Regions from separate parts of the Homo sapiens genome. Here all the other regions are linked to region 3. The links are chromatin loops, found by intact Hi-C in ENCODE. Cell type or tissue: PC-3. All regions are shown on one strand.

Region 1 (8,000 bases), 60 kb after region 3:
GAAGCAGGCTGGCTACAGTGTCCTTGTGGCACTGCATGGGCTCTACCCAGTCTGAACTTCCCAGTGGCTTTGTTTACACTGTGAGGGGAAAACCACCTACCCAAACCTCACTAATGGTGGATGCCCTTCCCTGCACCAAGCTTGGGCCTACCAGGTCGACTTCAGACTGCTGTGCTGGAAGCAAGAATTTCAAGCCAGTGGACCTTAGCTTGCTGGGCTCTGTGGGGGTGGGATCCACTGAGCAAGAGCACTTGGTTCCCTGGCTTCAGCCCCCATTCCAGGGGAGTGAATGGTTCTGTCTCGCTAGGGTTCCAGGTGACACTGGGGTATGAAAAAAAACTCCTGCAGCTAGCTCAGCATCTGCCTAAACAGCAGCCCAATTTTGTGCTTGAAACTCAGGGCCCTTGTGGTGTAGGTACCCGAGGGAATCTCCTGGTCTGTGGGTTGTGAAGACTGTGTGAAAAGCATAGTATCTGGGCCGAATAGCACTGTCCCTCACATCACGGTCCCTCACGACTTCCCTTGGCTAGAGGAGGGAGTTCCTGACCCCTTGTGCTTTCCAGTGAGGTGATGCCCCACCCTGCTTCTGCTTGCCTTCTGTGGGCTGCACCTGCTGTCTAATCAGTCCCAGTGAGATGAACTGGGTACCTCAGTTGGAAATGCAGAAATCATCCACCTTCTGCATTGGTCTTGCTGGGAGCTGCAGACCGGAGCTGTTCCTATTCAGCCATCTTGCCCAGGCTACATTTAATTTTTTCATGTTAGCCATTATTATATGAAATTTCTACTCAAATCTTTTCTCCTCATTTTAAAAAATGGGTTGTCTTATTATTATTGAGTTGTAAGAACACATTATTTATTCAGGATATGGTCTTTTATTGGATTTATTATTTCCAAATATTTTCTCAATGTCAATGTGTTGTCTTTTCATTTCTCTACTGGTATTTTTAAAGTTAAATTTTGATTCTGTCCAATTTACTAATAAAAATTTACTGTTACGCATTTTGTGTTCTATTTAAAAATTCTTTGCCTAACCCAAGGACATGAAAATTTTCTTCTTTTTTTTTTTTTTCCTAGAAGCTTTATATTTTTAACCTTTACATACAGATTCAGCTATCTTGAACTAATTTTTTTATATGGAGAGAGAGATAAATGTATGAATTCATCTTTTTGCATATAGACATCTAAATGTCTCAGCACCATTTGTTGAAAAGACAATTCTTACCCCATTGCTTGAAAATTCATTAAAAATTAACGGACTGTCATTAGCTTTTGATGGTTCCATACAGCCTGCTGAATCCATTCAAACTCTCCAGCCTGACTTTGTGGCTCTCCCACCCCCAGCCTCAGGGATACATCACAATGTATTAACACTCAGTATTATCTTTCACTCCTCTCCATTACTCTGTGTACCAATTAACCTAAATCAGTTGATTCCTAGTATGTGTTATGCTTTCCAATGAAATCTAGTTACTTACTTTACAACATTATTCCGCCTCATTTTTAGATGTTTAAATCTTACCTATTCATTTTAAATCCCACTTCATGGCTGGCTCTTCTGAGAAGCCTTCCTCCTACTAGATGGGATCTTTTCTCCTCTGAATGACCATGGCTCTCAACTTGTATGCCTTTGGATATGTGCCATTTTCTATTTTGCATTATAATAGTTCTGAAAATGCCTGTCTCCATTGTGGAATTAAAAGTTTTTTGAGAGAGGGTTTGATTTGTGTTCAGTTGATACTCAATCACTGTTTTTTGATTGAATGAATGAATAATATTACATGTAACTGCCCTTACAGGTTTAACAGTAAGCTATTTGCTGATAGACTGCACTATCTGAACTCAAAGCCCAGGAACTTTGCTTAAGTCCACAAAGATTTGCTAATTCTTCACGAGAGAGTTACTGAGTCTGATTAAAATGTGTTTTCTTTTATCAGAAGGGTAAGACTCTTATCTGCTGTTTTCCAAGGTCTTGGTGACTGTTTTTGAACATGAAGATCAAAGGGCAGTGCCCTTCCCCCCAACCAATTGTAAGACATTTCAGAAAGTTAAATGTGAGGAATATTGTATTCAAATGTGAATTATATGAATGTGAATACTGAACAGTATTCACAGTTACACATTTGACATTTTGAAACAGTGGCAAGACAAATGTATTAGATTTACAGGTAGTTGTGAATGTTTCCATTGCTCAGTCAATATATTTTTTCTTTTCATAGCAACATTTGGAAGGTAGGTGCTCTGACTCACACCTTTTCATTTCTTGGCTTTCCAAAGAGCCGAGAAAAAAAATTTTTTTGACCCTTGAAAACACTAGATGCATAAGAAAACAGCATGGCAAGGAAACTTACTACATTCTGACTTCAGGAATTTGCCAGCATGGAAGGGTCTTTTCAAAAGTGAGGTGGAAATTCAGGATAAAACAGAGAGATTTAAAGTAGGGTGATCTGGAGAGTAACAAAAAGATCAGAGTAGGGGTGGGGAGGATTATGGAAGAAAGAAGAAAAGATGAGATGGAGTGAAGAAGATGGTAAAGTCTTTCCATAGACTTAAATAAGCTTTAGGCAATTATCGGAACTTTCAAGGGAATTATCTGAACTGCACATCTAAATTTGTTGAGGTTCCCCCATTGTAGCTAGTATCTGGTTAAGGTTTGCCTGGTAAACTTGCTTTTTTTGTGCCATGAGTGGCTTACAAGTCGAAATGATTCAGTGAAATCTTCAAAGTAAATCTGTGTCCACCAAAGCAGTTCACAGACCTGTTTGCAACTTTTCTATCCGTCTCCTAGACTATCTCCGATGATGCAGTCTTTGGACATTACATCTGCTATTTGAACACAGAACTCATTTTATCAAAAGAAACAAGAGTGCATTCCAGTCCACAATTTTAATGAATATCTTGGTAAGGATTCCAGACTCTTCCCTAGAAGATAAAAAGTTAAGTAAGCAAGTCATATACACACCTGGCTTTGACAATTGAATAATTAAAGAGATCGGCAAAGATAAATCTTTGGTTGCCAGAAAAATCATTAGAAGCACTATGTTGTTTTGTACATCTTAATGCAGCTCAAAATCTTAAAAAAATTTCAAAACGGAAATAAAAATATTGAATCACTATGATAATCAGTTTGTAAACTGAAACAAGCAATGAGAAAGAAAAAATTGGCAGATGGTGGGGGTGGACGAAAAAGTGGCAAATTCACGTGAGTGATGGAAACTCCCAAGTGCTGTATCTTATGCTTGGTACATGAGTGTTTGAGTTCGGGTGTTAGTTTGTCAATGGCTATGTGTCAGAACTGAGCATAAGGGTTTTTAGATATCCTTTATCATACTCAAACAAACCTTTCTCATTCCACAGTCAGATATTTTAGAATCCACAAAAACACAGAATTCACTGGGAGGAAACTACTTTGTAGTTACCTGATGAAGCAATAGGAATCACACAACTTTCATTGAACTGCTGGGGGTAAAGTGGATTGCTGGCCTTTTATCTTTTATCTCTGAAATTGGCCCCCCAGCAGTAGCTTTGTTAAATCTGACACATCTTGAATTTGCCTTTTTTAAATTGCAAATATAGCAGCTAGTGGTTTTATCTTTTTCAGTACCTATACTTCCACATTTTGAAGAGACTATTTTTAATGAGACTATTGTTAGCTACTTTAAAACATGTGGCATTCAGTTTTTAACAGGTTCAATTGGACGTCTTCCCCCAAGTGCAGAGGAAGCATTTATAAAACAAACAAATAAAAGGTAAGAGGAATAAATATGGGGTATTTGTGATGTACGGCGATACATTTTGAAAAGAGCAACATTCATAATAAGAAAGGGAAGTTTATCCAAAACACTGAAAATAAGCAATAACCTGGGTCCAGATACTTTTCTATTCTCCTGGCACCTGAAGAAATATTAATTTTATTTTAGCTAGAAAATAAACACACACACACAAAGACACAGACCCATACACACAGCATGTACATTTGTTTTCTAAAGAAAACAACCTTCTGGTTCTGCTTTTTTAATATGAGGCTGACTGAACAATTGTTAATATTTTACTTTTACATTTGTAGATGTTTTATCTTAGGAGATAGCTGTCAGATTCAATCAGCTTTTGAAATCGGTTTTTGCAGAAGATAACTTAACTTTAATGTATTGTATTTCCTCCCGCAATTACTAATTACTGAAGATTAATGTTTTCAAATAAGGCCTTTTCTCCATATAATCCGTCTCCTCTTCCTGCTTCAATCTAGCAAGAAACCTGCTGAAAGAGGTCATAATCCTATTGTTTGCAATATTATAGCCTATGACACTGGGAATGTTTAGGGTGTAATGACTGCAGTAAGAATCTTTGTGAGCAAGTAGAAAGTACAGATCATGAAAGAAATTAAGTTTCTCTGGTGGGTGATTTAACTGTGATGGGTTTTCTTGTCAGTTTGTTAACAATCTGCCTTTCAATGAATCTCGAAGCAGACTCAAAGCTGATTAAAAGCAGCATAGACTATAAGTAATATTGTGTAAACACTACCAAAGCGGGAGTTTCTTTATTACTCAGCTCTTATCTCTAAATCACACCAATTGTGTTAAATCTGACTGAGAGAGGCATGTTCTTCTTGGGTTTGGCCACCATAGAAATTTTACCTGAATTGCAGACATACAGGTATGGACCAGTTATTCTCTACTTTTTTAATTTATGTCCACGCTTTTATGATTTTTGACATATATACATTTATTATATAACTTTCACAATCTTATAATTTGTGGGCTTTATTTAAAATTTGTTATAATGATCCACTTTCAGTTACATGCATATTTATTTAATGTCTTGAATTAATATTTTGGTGTTGGTAACATTAATATGATCAAATTTTGAGAACTCCATTAAAATGCTATATACCTGAATAAAATGTATTTGATATTTCCCCCAAATAACAATTTTTTTTTTTTTTTTTTTTTTGAGACGGAGTCTCGCTCTGTCGCCCAGGATGGAGTGCAGTGGCGCGATCTCGGCTCACTGCAACCTCCGCCTCCCGGGTTCACGCCATTCTCCTGCCTCAGCCTCCCCAGTAGCTGGGACTACAGGCGCCCACCAACACGCCCGGCTAATTTTTTTTTGTATTTTTAGTAGAGACGGGGTCTCACCGTGTTAGCCAGGATGGTCTCGATCTCCTGACATCGTGATCTGCCTGCCTCGGCCTCCCAAAGTGCTGGGATTACAGGCGTGAGCCACCATGCCCGGCAAAATTTTTTTTTTCAGAATGAAGACGGTCCAGAGTTGAATGGTGAAATATACAAAACATTTAAGGAAAAGAGCATTGCTTGCTTTATTCCTCAGAACTACTTTGTTGATTCTCATGAAGAAATAAAGAAATCATCTGCATTCATTTTTATATACCAAAATCTTATTTATTTTTAAAGCAAATAAGAATCTGTAACAATACAAATGCAATGTGTTAACTCAGTACACATGTAAACATTTATTTTTATTTGCAACAATGCAGAACTCTATAAAAACTAATATAGCAACTATAAATGTATTTGGAAAGAGGTTGCTGAATGTTCTTCTGCTGTTGTGGGCTGTAAAGGTATTTCCTTGCCTCTCTTTCTTGTGATTGCTCAAAAAGCAATCAATGTTGAATCTTAAGAAATTTGTTACTAATTTAGAGTCTTGAAATTGTACTGAGACACTTCCTTGAATCTAAACACTAATCCCATTGAATTTTACATCTTTTGTAGAGGATAACATTAGATAATTGCATGGAAATGCTAAGGATAATTACATTTAAAAGTGTGGAATGACCAACAAATGTAAGATGTGATCGTCATTATGTATTTAAAGTTGAAGAATTAAAAACAAATATTTGTCATTAAAAATAAACCAATATAATTAAGGACAATAAGGACTTATAATTCATTGGAAAATAATGGTAATTCATGGGTTCATACTGATAATAGAGAGCTAGCTAGAGAAGCAGAGAAATGGTGGAGGAGAGAAAGTTCTTTCTCTTTTAACTTTAATTTAGATTCAGGGATATATGTACAGGTTTGTTACATAGGTAAACTTGTGTCATGGAGGGTTGTTGTACAGATTATTTCATCACCCAGATACTAACACTAGTATCTAGTAGTTATTTTTTCTCATCCTCTGCCTCCTCCCACCTTCTACCCTCAAGTAGACCCTAGCGTCTCTTCCCCTCTTTGTGTCCGTAAGTTCTCATCATTTAGTTTCCACTTATAAGTGAGAACATGTGGTATTTGGTTTTATGTTCCTGCAAAAGACATGATCTCATTCTTCCTGATGACTGCATAGTATTTTGTGGTGTATATGTACCACATTTTCTTTAACCAATCTGTCATTGATGGGCATTTAGGTTGATTTGATTTCTTTGCTATTGTGAATAGTGCTGCAATGAACATTTGTGTGTGTCTTTATGGTAGAATGGTTTATATTCCTTTGGATATGTACCCAGTAATGGGATTGCTGGGTCAAATGGTAATTCTGTTTCTAGCTCTTTGAGGAATCGCCGTACTGCTTTCCACAATGGTTGAAATAATTTACAGTCTCACCGACAGTGTATAAGCATTCCCTTTTCTCTGCAACCTCACCAGGCAAGTTCAACCTCAGAGCCTTGATGAAAGCTACAGTAAATTTCCCTATAGGTGTACCCCTTCTATCAGCTTTGAAACCATTGTGATAGACTTGGATAGACTTCACATTTCTTAAGTTTCTCCATGAGAAGAATGACATGAGACTGGCCAGTGGAGAAAGAAGGACAGAGGATCTACAGAGAACCTGCCGGTGACAACGGGGTAAGGAAGGGAATAAAGCCTAAGCCTGGAGGAGCAAACTAGAATCTCAGGCAAAACAGACTTCAGATTAAAAAAAAAAAAAAAAGGGAGCAATCACTCCCGCTGGCCAGATACTGTGGTACCAAAGAGGAGCAGAGAAAGAAGGAATGTCTAGTACCTGTGATAGAATCCAGCTGGAGCTACGCATCTTGAGTCTCCAGAATCTGTGTAAAAGGGGCTGGCAGGTGGGCCACCAACATGATGTGTGGTAAGGTAAGTTTTCCAAATGTAACTCCTAGAACATGGTTGTCTAGGAGTATCAATTTAAAAATCATTATTTCTTTTTATTTTTATTTTTTATTTTTGAGATGGAGTTTCACTCTTGTAGCCCAGGCTGGAATGCAATGCCGCAATCTCTGTTTACTGCAGCCTCTGCCTCCTGGGTTCAAGCGATTCTCCTACCCTCCCGAGTAGCTGGGATTACAGGTGCCCGCCACCACACCTGGCTAATTCTTTGTATTTTTAATAGAGATGGGATTTTGCCACGTTGGCCAGGCTTGTCTTGAGCTCCTGGCCTCAGCTGATCCACTCGTCTCAGTCTCCCAAAGTGCTGGGATTACAGGCGTGAGCCGCCACACCCGGCCTTACGAATCAAAATCTGGAACCTCACTTTCACATCTGCTGAGTTACAAATCTTAAGACAGACCTTGAAAGCAATGTTTTTAATAAGCAAACCAGGTGATTCTTATCCGGCAAGAGATGGAAATGCTGCTGGAAACAAAGATAGCAGAATGTTTTAAAAAGAGTTTAATGGTGTTATGAGCAAATTCAAAAGAGAAGAAAGTGGATATTTGCTACCATGCTTCAATTTTGAGTAAAAATTTAAATGGACAGCAATACAGATCTGCAGCCTCTTCTTTACAATTCCAAAATTCATAAAATTCAACATTGATGTAATACCAAAACCTGATCTGCTGCAGATGCTGCAGGGAGTGTTATGTAATATGCCCTGCATTCACTGTACAGTATTGCCTTTCTTAAATCCGAAAAACACTGAATTCAGGAAAACATTTGGCCTTGAGGTTTTTGGATAAGATTATGCTCGTATAATTATGCTAATAGCAATAGCTAATATTTATTGAGATTGACTACGGTGCTGGTCATTACAGAAGCTCCATTTTATTAATTATCGTGTTCAGTAATTGTAGTAACCCTGTG
Region 2 (8,000 bases), 90 kb after region 3:
TTATTTTTGCTGTACAGAATCTATTTAATTTAATTAGGTCCTATCTGTCAATTTCTGTTTTTGTTGCAACTGCTTTTGGAGTTTTCATCATGAAATCTTTGCCAGGATCTGTGTCCACAAAGGTATTTCCTAGGTTTACCTCTAGGGCTTTTATAGTTTTAGGTTTTATATTTAAGTCTTTAAATCCACCTTGAGTTGATTTTTGCAGATGGTATAAGCAAGGAGTCCAGTTTCAGTCTTCTGCATGTGGCTAGCCAGTTATTCAAGCACCATTTTTTGAGCAGGGAGTCCTTTCCCCATTGCTTGGTTTTATCAACTTTGTTGAAGATCTGATGGCTGTAGTTGTGCAGCTTTATTTACGGGTTCTCTAACCTGTTTCATTGGTCTATCTGTCTGTTTTTGTACCAGTACAATGTTGTTTTGGTTACTGTAGCCTTGTAGTATAGTTTGAAGTTGGGCAATGTGATACCTCTGGTTTTGTTCTTCCTGCTTAGTACTGCTTTGGCTATTTGAGCTCCTTTTTTGGTTCTATATGAATTTTAGAATAGTTTTTTCTTATTCTTCAAAAATCGTCATTGCTGTTTTCACAGGAATAACATTGAATCTGAAAATTGCTTTCAGCAGTATGGCCATTGTAACAATACTGATTCTTCCTATCTATGAGCATGGAATGTTTTGTTTGTTTCATCTCTGATTTCTTTAATCAGTGTTTTGTAATTCTCATTGTAGAGATCTTTCACCTCCCTGATTAAATGTATCACTAGGTATTTTATTCTTTTTGTGGTTATTGTGAATGGGATTGCATTCTTGAATTGGCTCTCACGTTGACGTATAGACATGCTATTGATTTTTGTACTTTGATTTTGTATCCTGAAACTTTGCTGATGTTATTTATCAGATCTAGGAGCCTTTGAGGAGTAACTGGGGTTTTGTAGGTATAGAGTCATAGTATCTGTGGAGAGAGATAGTTTGACTTCCCCTCTTTCCTACTTGTATGCTTTTATTTCTTTCCCTTGCCTGATTGCTCTGATTAGGATTTCCAGTACTATGTTGAATAAAAGCAGTGAGAGTGGGCATCCTTGTATTGTTCTTGTTCTCTAGGGGAATGCTTCCAGCTTTTGCCTGTTTGGTATGATATTGGCTGTGGATTTGTCACAGATGCCTCTTTTTATTTTGAGGTACGTATCTTTGACACCTAGTTTGTTGATGGTTTTTAGCACGGACTGGACGTTAAATTTTATCAAAAGCCTTTTCTGTGTCTATTAAGATGATCGTGTGGTTTTTGCTTTTTGTTCTGTTTATGTGATTAATCACATTTATTGATTTGCATATGTTGAACCAACCTTGCATCCCAGGAATAAAGTATACCTGATTGTGGTGGATTAGCTTTTTGATGTGTTGTTAGGTTTAGTTTGTTAGTATTTTGTTGAGGATTTTTGCATCTATGTGCAGCAAGGATATTGGCCTGAAGTTTGCGTGCATGTGTGTATGTGTGTGTGTGTGTCTGCCAGATTTTGCTATCATAATGATGCGGGCTTCACAGAATGAGAGAGGAAGGAATCCCTGCTTCTCAATTTTTTGGAGTAGTTTCAGTAGGATTGGTACTAGCTCTTCTTTATACATCTGGTAGAATTTAGCTGTGAAACTGTCTGGTCCGGGGATTTTTTCTGGTTGGTAGGCTTTTTATTACTGATTCAATTTTGGAACTCACTATTGGTCTGTTCAGGGTTTCTATTTCTTCCTGGTTCAATCTTTGGAGGTTGTATATTTCCAGGAATTTATCAATTTCTTCCAGGTTTTCTAGTTTGTGTGCATAAAAGTGTTCATAATGGTTTATGAGGGTTTTTGTATTTCTGTAGGGTTGGTAATTTTATTCACTATTCTAAATCTTTAAATCCTGAATATGTGGCCAGTTCTAAGGATCTCACTCTGTTGCCCAGGCTGGAGTGCAGTGGCACAATCACAGCTCACTGAAGCCTTGACCTTTCCAGGTCCAAGAGACCCTCGCACCTCAGCCTCCTGGGTTGCTGGGACTACAGGCACGCACCGCCACACCTGGCTAGTTTTTTAATTTTTTTGTAGAGGTGGGGTTTCACCATGTCACCCAGGCTGGTCTTGAACTCCTGGGCTCAAGCAATCTGCCCACCTCAACCTCCCAAAGTGCTGGGATTGCAGGCATGAGCCACTGCGCCGGCCTATTTATATTCTTAATGTGTGTTTTCTTTTTAGCTTTCCTCATTACATGAAGTGTTGGACATACTCTCAGTTAATTGCTAGAAGAAATGTTATTATTGGACATGAAGTACAGTAACAGCTCATTTATCTGGTAAATTTGGCTACTTAGAAGGAAGCAGAAAAGGCCTCCGTGCAGCTAAAACAGCCCTCAATTATAACTTATCTATAGCTTCCTTTTGGGTTCTTGCTTAGGTCTTAATTTCCATCTTTCATTCCTTTTCCTCTGTGCATACCTTGTGTATTTCCTTCTTTTCTTCTCTCTTTTATCAAACACTTATTGAGTGCTTATAAAGATGTGAGCATTGTGCTAAGGGTTGAGGAGACAGTGATGAACTAATCTGAATATAATCTCTGCTTGTATGGAACCAGTAGTCTAGTGGGAAGGTAGAATGTTAATTGAATTATTGTGTTAGGAAATGTTTAAAAAACATGTGAGGCAAGTGTTCTGAAAAAACTAAGTGGGGCTGGGCACGGTGAGTCACACCTGTAATCACAGCACTTTGGGAGGTCAAGGAGGGTGGATCAAGAGGTCAAGAGATCGAGACCATCCTGGCCAACATGGTGAAACCCCATGTCTACTAAAAATACAAAAAATTAGCCAGGCATGGTAGCGGGTGCCTGTAGTCCCAGCTACTCAGGAGGCTGAGGCAGGAGAATCACTTGAACCCGGGAGGCGGAGGTTGCAGTGAGCCAAGACTGCGCCACTGCACTCCAGCCTGGCAACACAGTGAGACTCCATCTCAAAAAAAAAAAAAAAAAAACTAAATGGTCATGTAGCATAAAAGTTAAGGGGGCAGGGCTTTTAATTGCCTTTATTTAAATCACACTCCCAGTTCTTCTTTGTTTTGTGACTTTATACTACCTACCAGCCCTTTTGTGCCTCATTTTCTTCATTTGTGCTACAGTTTGAATAGTTTCCCTCCAAAATCCAGGTGTTGCCAATGTGATCGTATTAAGAGGTCGGTCTTTAATAAGTGAATAGGCCATGCGAGCTTCCTCCTGGTTAATGAGATTAAGGCCCTTAGAAAAGATGCTTCCTGCAGCATTTAGTTAGCTTGCCCTTCTGCGAAAGCATGAAGGATGTAGGAAGAAGGCCCTCACTAGACCAAATGCCGGCACCTTGATCTTGGACTTCCCACCTTCCAAACTGTGAAAAATAAATTCCTGGTTTTTAATGAATTACCCATTCTCAAGTTTTATGTTAAAGCAGTACAAATGGCCTAAAACGGGAATGATATGGTCTGTAAAATAAGGTTTATGTGAGGATTAAATAGATTATGTGAGGATTACATAGATTAATACAGGTAAATGCTTAGAAGAGAGCTTGTTGTGTAGTAGCTCAGTAAAGATACTTAACAAGGGGATTTGACTTTGATGTAGGTCTGGAAAGTCCTTCCTAAGAAAGTAAGGAGGGAGCTGAGGCCTTTGGCACATGCCCCTCCTCCAGGTTCACAGCAGATCAAAGGAAACTGGCTGACGATTCTTTTCTTTTAGCAATTAATTTCTTAGTCCATAGAGTAATAGCTAACAACAGGAGAAGAGAGATACACTATACAAATTAAACACATGAGTTAGAAAACATAGAAAGTCCTGAGTAACTTTATGTAATATGGCAAATACTGTTATTAGCCCTGCAGGCATCACTGACATAATAGAATAAATATTGTCTTGGTAGTATGCATTTAGTTACAAGTGACAGACAACCCAGCTCAAATAATGTTGCCTGATGCAAGTTGGAAATCCAAAAGGGAAACTTCCTGGATTTTTTAATTTAGCAACTCTATGATGGCATCACAGGCTCGTTATGTTTGTTCTGTTCTGTATTCTAGTTTTGTAACAGGCACTGTACTAAGGCAGTTTCATCTGGTGACTCTTGTGGTTAAACCATGGCTGCTAAGTTTATGGGACATCATCAACCATTTGCATAAAGACTTAGATTTTTTTTTTTAATTAGATGTCCCTAGCAAATACCTTTTGCAGTCTCATGGGCCTAAATGGAATAGAGAAGCCCACTTGTGAAACAATAAATGTGGTCATAGCAAAGTACAATACATAGTACCTTAGACACATCCCCTCCAATTTCAAATGCCAAGGAAGGTGGGATTAGGAGGTACAACCTCCCAAACCTGAAGTCTTCACTAACAGATGGAGTAAATACATTTTAATGGATACATCTGCAGTGTCCATCACACTAATGCTCAAAACGATTATTCTAAATTATATAAATAAATGACAGTAAGTACAATTTAGGAATAAAATCCTTGAATTTCTTAAAATTCAGCTTAAATGAGAAAAGCTTTTAGTCAGATATTTGCATACGTGGAATGTTTCATTTCCTGTCAATGCCTCATTGACATGTCTCATTGTTCATAATTGAGTTTCATTGAGAAATTCCTGGGATTATTCTGGCCAATAAACCAGTTTCATGAGATGATATCTGAAACAGTGACAATGATGTTCTTTTGTGTCTTGTCTAGTTATTCATAAAAATAGCATGACATTAGTGGCCTCAAAACCTTAAATTATGGCAATTGCCCCTTCTGGTATAATCTTGACTTTATAGCCCATGATATTTGGCTAAATTGAATTAAATAGAATAACTATCAGTTTTGGGGAAAGTCTGACAAACTGAACATAAATAGGACAAAAGCATATATAGGTTCAAAGTAAGAGTTACTGGTATCTTCTCTTTGCCTTTTAAAATGGATTTGAAGTTAACTGTGCATTTGGTGAAAATATTTGCAACAGGAGTAAAGTGTTATAAAAAGGCAGGATTATTTAAGAGAGAAAATAGATAACTAGCAAGGGATAAAAATATTTTGGGGTCATGGGGGATCCATTTAAAAGCAAATTTGCAATTGCTGTAAATGTCTCTTTGGTGGCCAGCATTCCACAAATGCTGCACAGAAACACACTCATTTTCAATGTTCCACAGTTCCAGAGTTATTTTAAAAAGATACTTTCTCAACACATGAAGAAGCTTAAAGTTACAGCATCAGGAAAATATCCTTGGTAGATCCATGTGTTTATCATTTACTTTAGAAATATTTGTGCCTACAGTTTTGTCTTTGAGAGCTGTATTTAGGTGGTCCTGACTGGGCATTCTATATCTATGGGAGATTTTAATTTTCTGGGGAAAACTTTCACAAACATTGAAGTTAACCCAATGTTTCTGCCTTGCACTTAATTGAGATATTTTGGGAATGAGCAGTCAGAATATTTTATTTTATAAGTGGCATAACATAATTAAAACTAAAAATGGAAAGTCAAACTATAAGAATTTATCGCCCCCGCGCGCCAGTCCTGCCGAGCTGGCCAGCCGGCCTGGCTCCCCTCCCTGGCCCCATGGGCGGGCGGACTGCCCAGAGGAGGAGAGGAGGGGGCTGAGCCGGCCGGCGGCGGGCAAGGATGCGGAACTTCTGCGCTGCCCTTAACTGCACGCGGAAGAGCACGCAGTCCGACCTGGCCTTCTTCAAGTTCCCGCGGGACCCGGCCAGATGCCAGAAGTGGGTGGACAATTGTAGGAGAGCAGATTTAGAAGATAAAACACCTGATCAGCTAAATAAACATTATCAATTATGTGCCACACATTTTGAGACCTCTATGATCTGTAGAACTATACATTTTGCAGAGGCATCAGAAAACTAAACAATTGGTTTATTTTATTTCTCAAAACTAATTGAAGCAGATACTCGTGAAGTCATTGGGAGAGTCCTTACAGGACAGTTCTTCGAGATAATGCAATACCAACAATATTTGATCTTACCAGTCATTTGAACAACACACAGAGTAGACACAGAAAACGAATAAAAGAACTGAGTGAAGACGAAATCAGGACACTGAAACAGAAAAAAAGTTGATGAAACTTCTGAACAGGAACAAAAACATAAAGAAACCAACAATAGCAATGCTCAGAACCCCAGTGAAGAAGGGGGTGAAGGACAAGATGAGGACATCTTACCTCTAACCCTTGAAGAGAAGGAAAACAAAGAATAACTAAAATCTCCATTTGAAATCTTGATTCTGATGGGAAAGCAAAACATACCTCTGGATGGATATGAGGCTGATGAAATCCCAGAAGATCTCTTTACTCCAGATAACTTTCAAGCACTGCTGGAGTGTCGGCCCGGATAAATTCTGGTGAGGAGGTTCTCAGAAAGCAGTTTGAGACAACAGCAGTTAACACGTTGTTTTGTTCAAAAACACAGCAAAAACAGGTGCTAGAGATCTGTGAGAGCTGTATTCGAGAATAAACTCTCAGGGAAGTGAGAGACTCACACTTCTTTTCCATTATCACTGACAATGTAGTGGACATAGCAGGGGAAGAGCACCTACCTGTGTTGGTGAGGTTTGTTGATGAATCTCATAACCTGAGAGAGGAATTTGTAGGCTTCCTGCCTTATGAAGCTGATGCAGAAATTTTGGCTGTGAAATTTCACACTGTGATCACTGAGAAGTGGGGATTAAATATGGAGTATTGTCGTGGCCAGGCTTACATTGTGTCTAGTGGATTCTCTTCAAAAATGAAAGTTGTTGCTTCTAGACTTTTAGAGAAATATCCCCAAGCTATTTACATGCTCTACTCTTCCTGTGCCATAAACATGTGGTTGGCAAAATCAGTACCTGTTACGGGAGTATCTGTTGCATTAGGAACAATTGAGGAAGTTTGTTCTTTTTTCTATCGATCGCCACAACTGCTTTTAGAACTTGACAATGTAATTTCTGTCCTTTTTCAGAACAGTAAAGAAAGGGGTAAAGAACTGAAGGAAATCTGCCATTCTCAGTGAACAGGCAGGCATGATGCTTTTGAATTCCAGCAAGCACTTGTTTTATGTTTAGAGAGTACAGTGACACAAATATTAGATGGAATAACTGTATAGCTGGCCGCGCCTTTGTACTCTGCAGTGCAGTAACAGATTTTGATTTCATTGTTACTACTGTTGTTCTTAAAAATGTCCTTTTACAAGAGCCTTTGGGAAAAATCTCCAGGGTCAAATCTGATGTCTTCTTTGCAGCCGGTAGCTTGACTGCAGTACTGCATTCACTCAACGAAGTGATGGAAAATATTGAAGTTTATCATGAATTTTGGTTTGAGGAAGCCACAAATTTGGCAACCAAACTTGACCTTCAAATGAAACTCCCTGGGAAATTCCGCAGTGCTCACCAGGGTAACTTGGAATCTCAGCTAACCTCTGAGAGTTACTATAAAGAAACCCTAAGTGTCCCAACAGCGGAGCACATTATTCAGGAACTTAAAGATATATTCTCAGAACAGCACCTCAGAGCTCTTAAATGCTTATCTCTGGTACCCGCAGTCATGGGACAACTCAAATTTAATACCTAGGAGGAACATCATGCTGACATGTTGTAGAAGTGGCTTACCTAATCCCAACATGCTCTCAGCCGAGCTTCATTGTTGGAGAATCAAATGGAAACGCAGGGGGAAAGATACAGAGCTTCCATCCACCATCTGTGAAGCCCTCCATCTGCCTGACATCAAGTTTTTTCCTAATGTGTATGCATTTGCTGAAGGTCCTGTGTATTCTTCCTGTGATGAAGGTTGAGAATGAGTGGTATGAAAATGGATGAAAGCATCTTAAAGCATATTTGAAGTACACTTTGACAGACCAAAGATCAAGTAACTTGGCTTTGCTTAACATAAATTTTGATATAAAACATGACCTGGATTTAATGGTGGACACATATATTAAACTCTATACAAGTAAGTCAGAGCTTCCCACAGATAATTGGGAAACCATGGAAAA
Region 3 (8,000 bases):
ATGTGCTGCCCCGGGAATTACTGCAAAAATGGTGAGTCCTGAAAGCTCCCTTTCACACTAAAACTGTCCAGCCTTTGAGCGTCTATGAATTGGGCGGGGGCGGGGGGTTGGGGGGGGTGGGGGGAGAAATCTCCGCCCTGAGAACACTGCGGCGCCACCTGCAAATGGGTGTTCAGCATGCAGGATTCCGCTGAAGTATCTTCATTGCAAGTGTTTAATCGGGAAGAAGAGAGAAGTTGGGAGGTCTCTGAGGTCCTTATCTTCCTCCGTGTCCCTCAATGATTCAATACAACGGTTCACCTCGTAGTGGACTCTTCCATAAAAATTTGTCTGGGGAGAACCTTGAGGTCAATTGAGAAGGGGGATGATGAGGAGGACGATGGGATCATACAGATATCAAAGAAACCAGCTTTGGCGTTCAGCTGTCCTTTTCATTTTTCTTATTGTGATTCTCACAGTTTTGCCAGACTGGCCTCGCCTTCTGATTTTTGCTGAAACTGTTGTCAGCCAGAGGACTGATTTATCTGCATTGGCCATTTTTAAGAGAGATCTTGGTACCCTCACAACTTGACTTCTCCATCCTTCCCCCTCCCTCTACCCTCTGCTGCCTTAATATAAGTACTCCTCCCCCCAACCACAGATCCACTAACTTTTAATTTTTCAAAAGGTGGATTTAGACAGCTAAAGAGGTCTCCAGAAATAAGCTAACAGGGCGACGACCCTCCTTAGGACCCAGCAGTACTCCAGGATGAACTAAGTAAATCTCTGTAATATAGAAATTACACAGTAAAGTAACTGGCCGGTGAGATTGCAATGTTCCAGGCAGCTGGAATTGCATTTGCTTAACTTAGTCTGGTAGGACCCATATAGCACCAGGGGCAGAGAAGTTATTTTTAAGAACATTTTTAAAGTGACTGAGTTTCTTTTTCTTACCCCAAAGGTAATATTAAAATGGGCAGAAATCTCACTTGCCCCTACCACAGTTGGTGGGAAAGTATTTTAAATGGCTATACTGGGGATATTACCTATGACTGACTGTATACAGTATACACATTGGTGCTTCTGTCCATCTGGAGAGTTTTGCATTAACAGTAAAGAGGAAGTTTGGCTTGTGTTTAAAATGATGTCACTGCAATGAAGTATCTCAAGTTGATGCTGGCATAACAGACTGCCACTGTCACAGCTGTTAGCAGTAATGCATTACAACCCTGAAGTTAATCACTATTTCCTGCTTCCTTAGGAATATGTGTGTCTTCTGATCAAAATCATTTCCGAGGAGAAATTGAGGAAACCATCACTGAAAGCTTTGGTAATGATCATAGCACCTTGGATGGGTATTCCAGAAGAACCACCTTGTCTTCAAAAATGTATCACACCAAAGGTAAGGATGTTAAGACTCATTCTTAGCACATCAGAAGTGTCTTTTGAATTATTTTAGTGAAACGATGCAGGTTTAACAGTAACTATGTACTTTTTTCCTACTGTCTTCTCCTTCGTAGGACAAGAAGGTTCTGTTTGTCTCCGGTCATCAGACTGTGCCTCAGGATTGTGTTGTGCTAGACACTTCTGGTCCAAGATCTGTAAACCTGTCCTGAAAGAAGGTCAAGTGTGTACCAAGCATAGGAGAAAAGGCTCTCATGGACTAGAAATATTCCAGCGTTGTTACTGTGGAGAAGGTCTGTCTTGCCGGATACAGAAAGATCACCATCAAGCCAGTAATTCTTCTAGGCTTCACACTTGTCAGAGACACTAAACCAGCTATCCAAATGCAGTGAACTCCTTTTATATAATAGATGCTATGAAAACCTTTTATGACCTTCATCAACTCAATCCTAAGGATATACAAGTTCTGTGGTTTCAGTTAAGCATTCCAATAACACCTTCCAAAAACCTGGAGTGTAAGAGCTTTGTTTCTTTATGGAACTCCCCTGTGATTGCAGTAAATTACTGTATTGTAAATTCTCAGTGTGGCACTTACCTGTAAATGCAATGAAACTTTTAATTATTTTTCTAAAGGTGCTGCACTGCCTATTTTTCCTCTTGTTATGTAAATTTTTGTACACATTGATTGTTATCTTGACTGACAAATATTCTATATTGAACTGAAGTAAATCATTTCAGCTTATAGTTCTTAAAAGCATAACCCTTTACCCCATTTAATTCTAGAGTCTAGAACGCAAGGATCTCTTGGAATGACAAATGATAGGTACCTAAAATGTAACATGAAAATACTAGCTTATTTTCTGAAATGTACTATCTTAATGCTTAAATTATATTTCCCTTTAGGCTGTGATAGTTTTTGAAATAAAATTTAACATTTAATATCATGAAATGTTATAAGTAGACATACATTTTGGGATTGTGATCTTAGAGGTTTGTGTGTGTGTACGTATGTGTGTGTTCTACAAGAACGGAAGTGTGATATGTTTAAAGATGATCAGAGAAAAGACAGTGTCTAAATATAAGACAATATTGATCAGCTCTAGAATAACTTTAAAGAAAGACGTGTTCTGCATTGATAAACTCAAATGATCATGGCAGAATGAGAGTGAATCTTACATTACTACTTTCAAAAATAGTTTCCAATAAATTAATAATACCTACCTAAATGGTCAATATTTTTCGGACAAGGAAGAAAATCATCCACAAAAATAATACTCCAAAGTACTTGGTGATTGGCAGGAACAGGATGTGTGCCCATAAATACAGTTAACAAATACATGCAGATTTTGTACCAAACAAAATAATTTGCAGTATCTTGAGTACTACTGCATGCAAAGCAGACTTGTTCTAATTATTTTGGTTTTAAAATAATTATTAATTAAAAATCACAAATCCTTCCTCATTCCACTCTTTTTTTCTCTTGCTAGGTGAGTTTCATATTTCAAGTTTTGTTTAACCTGAAATCTATTGATTGGAATGAGGATACGGATACAGTATTTTAAAGAAAACCCACAGGAATAAAATCTAAATTTTCTTTGCATTTGTACTTGCCAGATTTCATATTGTTTATACTGAGGAAAAGGGAAAGCAAACTTCCCAATTTATACTTTTTCTGTAGTATTCTAAAGTCTGCACCCAAACCACAAAATGCTGCATTTCAGGCCTGCAAAGGATAGTAGTGACTGATCAATCGTGCAAATATTTCCTTAAATAACGCAGATGTACTAGACCGTTTGTTGTTTTTGTGTTTCTGGAAGTGGTTCAATTTCAAGGGTCTCAACCAGTGGGACACAAGCTTTGGTTGGTTCTTCACTGAAAGAGGAACTGGCAGGATGTCTGCTGTTACATTCCTTTTGTCTGGAAGTCTCAGCTTCCTCACCCAGGAGAAACTTTCTTTTTCTACATGCGCTTGTTTTCTGAAGTGCCAGAAAGGCCAATTCTAAGGCCTGCCATGTCCAATAAAGCACAATAAAGGAAAGGAAACAGGAAACTTTTTCTCCAAAAAGAAGAAAGAAGAGCCTTCTGCTTAAGTGGGGAAAGAAGCAAACTTTTAAAGGGCTTTGGTTATTGGATCCCTTCCTTTCTACAGGAACGGACCTCAGTACATTGACCCTAGTGACAGCCTTTCTTGCTTCTCATCTCCAGATGAGAGATGTGTGGAAGAATACAAAACCAACCAGAGGGATGCCTCTTCTTCCTATCCAGCTGAGAAATTAGGAAGGGATTTCTGTTAAAAAGAATTCTTCATATTTATAAAGGTGGAAAATACCAAGAAAATTGTAGGTTTTTATTAGCTAGTAATAGAGGCTAGACGATGGAAATCAGATAAAATACAAATTCAAAAGAGGATTATTTAAGGAATCTAGAACAATTTGGGTAATGATTGTTTAAAATGTCTGTTGTTGTTGCTGTGTGACTTTTAAACAATGTATTTTAACGGAAAATACATGCATCTGGGAAAATTTCACAAGATATTTTATCGAATGTTAGTATACTCTACACGCTGTCCTGCACCTTGCTTTTTTTACTCTATGCGTCTTGCAGATCATTTTATATAATACATAGAGAGGTGACTCATTCTTTTTAAAGGTTACATTAAGTTTGTAGTATGTCAGAATGGCAATACTATAATTGTTTTAACCAGTGACGTTTAAGTTGTTTCCAGATTTTTTGATCTAACAAATAATGTGTCATGAGTATAGAATTTTTATGTTCATGTACTAGTATAGTTATAGGATGACTCATATTTGAAGCAAAGTACAAAACGCATGCTTTCTGTAGCTACTCATAAATTCTGGTATGAGCAAAATGTCAAGATGCTTGCTTATCACCGACCAAGTGATGATTAAGCTCTTGCTAAACTGTATCAAAGGAGAAAAAGGGAAATACAGGCTTATCCTAACAATTTCACAGTGAACAGTAATCTCTGGCATTCAGTTAAAGCTAGACTTGTTCTAATTACTTTGATTTTGAAATTATTATTAAATAAAATCACAAGCCTTTTCTCACCACTCCCTTTTCTTGTTTTGCTAGAAGAGTTGAATATTTCAAACTTTGTCTAATCTACTGATAAGAATGAGCCTGGCCCTTCACTTTTAAATTGGTGACATTATCAAACTTTATCATACTACCAACTTTCTTTTACGGTCTTAGAGAAAAATAGACAATACTACCATTAGGCTTATAAAGTGTCTTCCACTGAGTTCTATGATTGCAATTTTCATACCTTCTAAAATACTATTCTGAGGACAATATTAAAATATAAAAGAAATACCTTATCTTTACCTTAAAGAAGAAGAAAATAATCTCGTAATTTAAGCATTCAATGTTTGTACAAAAGTGTGTGTACGTATGTGGTCCTTTATATATTGAGTGTAAGGGTTGACAGCTTAGAAATAGTTAATCACATCAAAAATCTAGGACTACAATCTAGGTAATGCTAAGAAATTTTAATTCCATATACCTTTATTTAGTCTGCCACATCCAGTGGGCACTATGCTAGCATTTGAAAAGATGCATATAATATTGGCCTTTAACTTCAAAGAACTTAGTCTTTAGCAAGGGAGATGATGAACATTAGTGCTGGAAGTTGATTTAGTATAGTGGTTAGAAACAGTCTCTAGAATTGGATAGATTTGGGATTGAGTCATGGCTCCCTCAGTAATGTAGATGTGAGACTAACGCATGCATCAGAATACTATTATGTCTAGCTCAATGTAGGCACTCAATTTTAGGTCTTTACTACTGGACAATGAAATGTATATATTATATTATGTCGTATTATCTTACATACATTAATACCTGACAACAGATTAAAATTAATTAAATCAGCCTGTAATTGCTCAGAAAAAGCTTCAGAGAAGAGGTAGTATTTGAACCATCACCTTCTCTTGCGCTTTTATTTCAAGGAAGAAAAAGCACTTAAACTAGAAAAAGCAAAAAGGAGACATGGGTTGATACCGCTCATAAAAATCAGGACGGAAAGCATTCTGCAGACTCACTTGTGATTTCTGTTCCATTGTAATTTGCAATGTCTATCACTTGCCATGCTGACAAGCAAAATTCTGTCCCCAGTATATGTAATCATCCAGTGCAGTTCTGCTCAGTAAATTGCTTAGCCTTTCAGAGACTCCTACTCCAAAATCTTGGGTGAGGGTTCTGATTAGCTTATCTTTAATCAGGGGTCCATCTCTGGTTCAATTGTCTAGCATAGCTACTCAGTTCGTAATATATAAACACAGCTGTCTATATCCATTCTGCCTGTAATAGGAACTATAGTAGTTCTACAAGAGGAATGTGTAGGGACAAATCCCACATCTCAGGTCTATCACAAATTAGTTTTGAAGGATGAGAAGGCATTTACAAGGTAGAAAAGAAGAGAAAGAGTTTCCTTCCTATTGGAGACAGAGGAAGAAGTGTGAGCAAAATTATGGAGTTATAAAAATAAAAATACATAATATATTGAGAAAATAAGTAATATCCCACTGTGGCTAGATTTGGGGGTAGCTAGGAAGAGGATTTTTCTGATTTTTGGTTATATAATTTCTTACCCAGAAAAAATAGACTACTACAATTTTTTATTTTCAGCAACAGTTACTGTGTTAGGTGGCAACGCAATTGAAGAGGATATATTTGAGACATATTTTGTCTGAAAAAATTACAGATGTCACAAACTACAGTGATTTTTTACCAAAAAATTACAAAATAAGGATATTATTTTGTTTCCAGCAATAGTTGTTCCATTAGATTTCAATTAAAGTAAATAATACAAATAATACATTACAAATAATGTAAATAATACCTTTCACAAACACGGTGGATTTTTTGCCAAAAATTTATAAATCCTAATAATGTGACATAGACCCTAAATATTAGCATATGAAAAATTACCTTGCAAGGGCAATGATAACGAACACCCTGCTGTTTAAAACTGCTGAACAAATTCTATAGTAAAAAGTAAAATTGGCAGAAGGCATCAAACATGGCTTATCTTGATAAATTCATATTACGTTTTATAATATTTCACAATCTTTCTCCTGATGAGCAAAAAAAATACTTTTAAAAAGCATCCTGTATGGAAACTTTTCACATATCTGTGATACTCCGAAGTTCAAATTAAAAGCAGAAAATGATAGAGGCATATCTTGTTATATTGTGCTTCACTTGATTTTTTTTTTATAAATTGAAGGTTTGTATCAGCTTCGCATTGTGCAAGTCTATTCGTGTCATTTTTTCCAACAGCATGTGATCATTTCATGTTTCCATGTCACATTTTAGAAACTTTTTCGGCCGGGCGCGGTGGCTCACGCCTGTAATCCCAGCACTTTGGGAGGCCGAGGCGGGCGGATCACGAGGTCAGGAGATCGAGACCATCCTGGCTAACATGGTGAAACCCCGTCTCTACTAAAAATACAAAAAATTAACCGGGCGTAGTGGCGGGCGCCTGTAGTCCCAGCTACTCGGGAGGCTGAGGCAGGAGAACGGCGTGAACCCGGGAGGCGGAGCTTGCAGTGAGCTGAGATTGCGCCACTGCACTCCAGCCTGGGCGACAGAGCCAGACTCCGTCTCAAAAAAAAAAAAGGAAACCTTTTCATTATTATTATATCTATTATGGTGATCTACAATCAACTTTAAGGTTACAATTGTAATTGTTTTGGGATACTATGAGTTGCGCCCATGTAAGACAGCAAACTTAACTGACAAATGCATGTGTTCTGACTGTTCCACTGACCAGCCATTTTCCCATCTCTCTCCCTCTCCCCCTCCCCGTGCCTTCGGAGTCCCTGGGACACAACAATATTAAAATTAAACCAATTAATAACCCTACAATGGCCTCTTAAGTGTTTAAGTGAAAGAAAGAGGTGCACATCTCTCACTGTAATGAGGAAGGCATGTGGAAGCTGAAATAGGCCGGAAGCTAAGCCTCCTGGGCCAAAGAGCCAAATTGTGAATACAAAAGAAAACTACTTGAAGGAAATTAAAAGTGCTACTCTAGTGAGCACACAAGAGATAAGGAAGTACAACACCCTTGTTGCTGATATGGAGAAAGTTTGAGTGATCTGAATAGAAGATTCAACCAGTCACTACATTCCCTTAAGCCAAAGACCAATCCTGAGCAAGGCTCTAGCTCCCTTCAATTCTGTGAAGGCTGAGAGAAGTGAGGAAGCTGGAGAAGAAAAGTTGGATGCTAGCAGAGGTTGGTTCCTGACATTCAGGGAAAGAAGCTCTCTCCATAACACAAAAGTGCAAGGCGAAGCAGCAAGTTATCCAGAAGAGCCGCTAAGATCATTGATTAAGGTGGGTACACTAAACAACAGATTTTCAGTGTACATGCAACAGCCTTCTGTTGGAAGAAGATGCCATCTATGACTTTTATATGTAGAGAAGAGAAGTCAGTTCTTGGTTTCAAAGCTTCAGAGGACAGTCTAATTCTCTTGTTAGGGGCTAAAGGAGCTGACGACTTTCAATGAAAGCCAATGATAATTTACCATTATGAAAATCCTAGGGCCCTTAAGAATTATACTAAATCTGCTCTGCCTGTGCAATATAAATGGGTG

Evidence for each region. Peaks named below come from ENCODE experiments on the same cell type or tissue, not always from the same donor. Only the 100,000 strongest peaks of a DNase experiment are listed, where the experiment ranks them.
Region 1: it touches region 3 in a loop (2.9-fold over the local background); 6 of 110 quality-filtered maps call a loop at or near these places.
Region 2: it touches region 3 in a loop (5-fold over the local background); 2 of 110 quality-filtered maps call a loop at or near these places.

What each region holds. Positions count from the first base shown.
Region 1 is chr10:52,374,946-52,382,945 of GRCh38, forward strand. No RefSeq gene overlaps it. Among named protein-coding and RNA genes, the nearest start is that of DKK1, 65 kb to the left of the region's middle. In PC-3, no CTCF peak of the experiment used is centred here; no DNase peak of the experiment used is centred here.
Region 2 is chr10:52,405,492-52,413,491 of GRCh38, forward strand. It overlaps the pseudogene THAP12P3. Among named protein-coding and RNA genes, the nearest start is that of LNCAROD, 61 kb to the right of the region's middle. In PC-3, no CTCF peak of the experiment used is centred here; DNase peaks (open chromatin) are centred at 3,910 and 4,620; H3K27ac peaks cover 1,056 bases.
Region 3 is chr10:52,315,055-52,323,054 of GRCh38, forward strand. It overlaps DKK1 (dickkopf Wnt signaling pathway inhibitor 1), which reads left to right. Exons shown (of 4, transcript NM_012242.4): 2 at 1-31; 3 at 1,241-1,381; 4 at 1,500-2,603. The coding sequence ends at 1,753. Among named protein-coding and RNA genes, the nearest start is that of DKK1, 4.8 kb to the left of the region's middle. RefSeq lists an enhancer at 3,210-4,409. In PC-3, no CTCF peak of the experiment used is centred here; DNase peaks (open chromatin) are centred at 57, 3,257, 3,607, 4,207 and 3 weaker places; H3K4me3 peaks cover 4,696 bases; H3K27ac peaks cover 5,724 bases.